Regions from separate parts of the Homo sapiens genome. Here region 1 is linked to region 2. Evidence: chromatin loops called from intact Hi-C (ENCODE). Cell type or tissue: endothelial cell of umbilical vein. All regions are shown on one strand.

Evidence for each region. Hi-C counts contacts between places; a loop is a spot of excess contacts. Peaks named below come from ENCODE experiments on the same cell type or tissue, not always from the same donor. Only the 100,000 strongest peaks of a DNase experiment are listed, where the experiment ranks them.
Region 1: it touches region 2 in a loop (29-fold over the local background); 67 of 110 quality-filtered maps call a loop at or near these places.

What each region holds. Positions count from the first base shown.
Region 1 is chr1:202,718,830-202,721,329 of GRCh38, reverse strand. No RefSeq gene overlaps it. Among named protein-coding and RNA genes, the nearest start is that of SYT2, 9.6 kb to the right of the region's middle. In endothelial cell of umbilical vein, a CTCF peak has its summit at 1,555 (motif pointing right); a DNase peak (open chromatin) is centred at 1,569.
Region 2 is chr1:202,342,512-202,345,011 of GRCh38, reverse strand. No RefSeq gene overlaps it. Among named protein-coding and RNA genes, the nearest start is that of UBE2T, 1.8 kb to the right of the region's middle. In endothelial cell of umbilical vein, a CTCF peak has its summit at 1,058; no DNase peak of the experiment used is centred here; H3K4me3 peaks cover 5 bases.

The DNA.
Region 1 (2,500 bases), 380 kb before region 2:
GGCTGAGGCAGGAGAATCACTTGAACCTGGGAGGCAGAGGTTGCAGTGAGCCGAGATCGTGCCATTGCACTCCAGCCTGGGCAACAAGAGCAAAACTCTATCTCAAAAAAAAAAAAAAAAAAAAGACGCACCGGGCGCGGTGGCTCATGCCTGTAATCCCAGCACTTTGGGAAGCCGAGGCAGGCAGATCACAAGGTCAGGAGATCAAGACCATCCTGGCTAACACAGTGAAACCCCGTCTCTACTAAAAATACAAAAATTTAGCCGGGCGTGGTGACGGGTGCCTGTAGTCCCAGCTACTGGGGAGGCTGAGGCAGGAGAATGGCATGAACTTGGGAGGCAGAGCTTGCAGTGAGCCGAGATGGTGCCACTGCACTCCAGCGTGGGCGAGAGTGTGAGACTCCATCTCAAAAACAACAAAAACAAAAACAAAAACAAAACACTTCTATAGCACTAACTACCAGATATTGTTCTTATGGCTTTTTTTTTTTTAATTGAGACAGAGTCTCACTCTGTCGCCCCAGCTGGAATGCAGTGGCGAGATCTCTGCTTACTGTAACCTCCACCTCCTGGGTTCCAGCGATTCTTACGCCTCAGCCTCCCAAGTAGCTGGAATTACAGGCCTGTGCCTCCATGCTGGCTAATTTTTGTATTTTTAGTAGAGATGGGATTGCACCATGTTGGTCAGGCTGATCTTGAACTCCTGGCCAACTCCTGGCCTCAAGTGATCTGCCCCCTTCAGCCTCCAAAAGTGCTGGGATTACAGGCGTGAGCCACTGCGCCCAGTCTTATTAGGGCTTTACATATGTTATTTAATCCTTGTAACACATGAGGTAATATTTCCCTGTGGGTGAGGGTGGAAGGCTGGAATTTTGATGCAAAATTGTGCCCTCACTTGTAAGCTTAAAAAAAAGATCTGCCTCTATAGGATAACTTGTTAGCTTTAGAGTTCAAAATAAGGAGCATGCTCCATATCTGCCAGATCCTTGGATGTGGGGGCAACTCCAGCGTTCTTAAAAGGAAGGCTGGCCGGGCGCGGTGGCTCACGCCTGTAATCCCAGCACTTTGGGAGGCTGAGGCGGGCAGATCACGAGGTCAGGAGTTCGAGACCAGCCTGGCCAACATGTTGAAACTTCGTCTCTACTAAAAGTACAAAAATTAGCTAGGCATGATGCCATGCGCCTGTAGTCCCAGCTACTCGGGAGGCTGAGGCAGGAGAATGGCATGAACCCAGGAGGCAGAGGTTTCAGTGAGCCGAGATCGTACCACTGCTCTCCAGCCTGGGTAACAGAGCTAGACTCCATCTCAAAAAGGAAAAAAAAAAAAAGGAAGGCTGTGCCCAAGTCTACTGCTTTTTTGCTCAGGAAGACAAATTAGTAGCCCAGTCTGAACTAATGGCAATCACAGTTATCTTTCTTGCTTGTAATATCAATCCCCTAATATACTGAAACCATAGGGTGGGGCAGGTGGGATGGGATGTTGGAGAGGAAGTGGCTGTTTTCCAGGCCCTTCGGGACAAGCCAGGAGGAGCTTCTAATAAGCAACAGAAGAGGGCAGCAGAGGACCAGGATTGAGCTGCTTCCCCTCCTAGTTCCACGGGAGGGAAAGCGGTGGTGGAAAGACTTGAATACCTAAGGCCACTCTCCATTCCGTTTCTGGTCTGTGACCTGCCCTGAAGTTAGACATCAGGATCTAATCTTCTGCAATGTTTTGCCCCTCACAAAATTCTTCAGTTCATTGTGTATATCTAACCTGCTTGCTGTTTGGAAGATTAGGTTGGAGATTTAATGTTTTTTTTTTTTTTTTTTAGTTTTTACTCTTTTTTTCTGTTTTTTTAAAAATAGAGATAAGGTCTCACTATGTTGCCCAGGCTGGTCTTTAACTCTTGGGCTCAAGCTATCCTCTTGCCTCAGCCTCCAAAAGTCCTGGGATTACAGGTGTGAGCCACCATGCCCAGTCTAATTTTTATCTTTTTAGTGATGGAGTCTTGCTATTGCCCAGGCTGGACTGGGCTGTAGACCTAAGACTGAAGATCAGGCTTTGGATTCTCATTCTACCTGAGGTGGAGCCAATCCCTAAGCCAGTGATGATCCCAGTTATGTGCCTAGCATACTAACCACCTACTAGGCTTTGTAGATTTGTATAGAACGGGGACACTGCACTATACCCAAGGAGCTTGAAATTTAATATAGAAGGAAACTATGTAAAATAATGTTTCAAGTTTCTTGTTCCAGTGTGCGTGCACATTGTGATGGAGCTAGAGAAGAAAGAGCAAGGCTTAGGAAAGGTGAAAATTTGATTTGAGTTGACACTTGAAATAAGGTTATTGCCAAACTGGCCATGTGGCTTTGCCGAAGATGGAGCCTTGGCATGTTTAAAATAAGACTGGTTTACAAGGTCCCCAGGGGTACTCTGTCCTTATCTGCCCCTCCCCTCATAAGTTTGGTTTGACTGCAGCTCCCTAAAGCACCACCTAAGGTAAGTCAGGGGCATTGGCTGC
Region 2 (2,500 bases):
GGAATATACCTTCTGGCTATATGATTATTGAAAGTAGTAATAATTATTATAATCTAATTAATTTTACAGGCTCAGCCAAAAAAAATGCCATGAAAACATTCATCTACCTCTAATGACTTGAAAAGTTTTTTCAAATTGAAATCCTATTTTTTCTAAAACATGTTTCCCAACTAGGGCTTTCTGAGAATAACTTACACAATCAGCTCATTAAACAAGTATGGTAATTTAAATTTCCTAAATAAGTACTCCATTCCTTTATTATTTATTTATTATTTATTTTTGAGACAGGATCTCACTTTAGATTTGCAGTGGTGCAATCACAGCTCACTGCAGCCTTAACCTCCTGGGCTCAAGTGATCCTCTTACCTCAGCCTCCCAAGTAGCTGGGACTACAGGCATGCACCACCATGCCTGGGTAATTTTTGTATTTTTTGGTAGAGATGAGGTTTTGCCATGTTACCCAGGCTGGTCTCAAAGTCCTGGGCTCAAGCGATCTGCCCACCTAGGCCTCCCCAGATGTTGGGATTACAGGCATGACCCACTGCACCTGGCTATAAGTATGCTATTCTAAAGAAAATATAAGCCTGGCCAACATGGTGAAACCCCGTCTCTACTATAAATACAAAAATTAGCCGGGCATGGTGGTGGGCGCCGGAAGTCCCAGCTACTAGGCAGGCTGAGGCAGGAGAAGCGCTTGAACCCAGGAGGCGGAGGTTGCAGTGAGCGACAGAGTGACACCCTGTCTCAAAAAAATAAAAAATAAAAAATAAAAATAAATAAGATATATTTTCATATACTAGTGAGTAAATCCTGACAAATACTACTGTATAAAAATAAAATACAATTTTTATACTTTTATAAGTACTAAGTGAGCCTGCTATGATGTGTTGTAAAGTGAAGAAACCTTCATAAAATAATAATTTTCATAGCTATAATTTAAAAATAAATTATAACATTAGAATGCTCCATTTTTAAAAACAATGACACCTGTAAAAAGTTTATGAAAATCTTTTAGCCTGGCCTCTATTCCCACCAGTTAACATACCCCCTCTGGTGGACAAATGGAAACTGTACATTTAGTGTATGGGGTTCTTTTTTTTCTTTCTCTTTGTTTTCTTCCTCCCTCTCTACCTCCTTTTCTTCCTTCCTCTTTTGTCTTCTATCCTTTTTTCTTTCCTCTCTGTTGCCAAAATTATAGGGATTTACTTATTTTATCAAACCATCTCTCTTTTCCACCGGACTCAATACAGTTCTTGCTTTTTTAAGAGACATTTTTAAGACCTATTTCTCAGAGAACCACCCAAGGAAGTAATCAATTTCAGTTCTGAAGACAGAACTGTAATTGAGATACAATTACAATTGGGGCAGGAAGAAAATAAAGACAGGTATTGAAAGGACTAAAACAAAACATCAGTAGTAAAATAAGCAGGAACTCAATTATGACAGAAAACACTTCACTAAATGCTGAGTAAATGCTAACAATAAATGCAAACCCCCAACAGCAAACTGGAATTAGACTGGACAAGAATGGGATTCCTTATGTTTGTTTCACAACTTTATAATAATTAATAAACTACTGTAGTTGGTTTATTCCTACAACTAAGGTGAGGAACCCCAGGGGAGCATCACAGAGTCCTAGTGAACATGTGGTGCCCTTGAGAGAAAACACCCCACACAATGGCTATGGGGAACCATTTGCCACTTAACACCAGTTTTGACTAGATGTAGACATCACTGCAGTGGCCAAAATTATACTGATTTACAAGTTTAGAAAGAGACTGATTATTACTCTGTTACCAATAATAGTAATAAATAGTATAATAGTAATAAATAATAGTAATAATAATAAATTACTATTAGTATTACCATCGTTGTTCCAAAGCTACACAGTGAGCTGAGAGCAGTCAGATGAGGGTTGGCTTTTTGCTTGTTTTGTTTTTCCACCCACAGCATTTCCAAAGGCTAGTCAAGTTCCAGCCATGTGCTTTAGATTAAGTCAGGTCTGTGCCATCTTTCAGCGCTCATGAAGCATTGGCCTCTGGCAGAGGCAGCTCTGAGAAGTTAAGGTTGGCTTAACTATAAACAGGTTCTTCCTTGTTCAGAAAGTACCATGCATCTAGCGTTGGAAGATGGTTTAAAAGTCATCTATTCCAGCTGGGCACAGTGGCTCACGCCTGTAATCCCAGCACTTTGGGAGGCTGAGAAGGATGGATCACCTGAGGTCAGGAGTTCAAGACCAGCCTGGCCAACACGGTGAAACCCCGTCTCTACTAAAAATACAAAAATTAGCTGGGCGTGGTGGCGCTTGCCTGTAATCCCAGCTATTCGGGAGGCTGAGGCAGGAGAACTGCTTGAACCCGGGAGGCAGAGGTTGCAGTGAGCCGAGATTGCACCATTGCACTCCAGCCTGGGTGACAGAGCGAGACTCCGTCTCAAAAAAAAAAAAAAAAAAAAAAAGTCATCTATTCCAAACTGCCACCCAGTGCAAGGATCCTTTCTG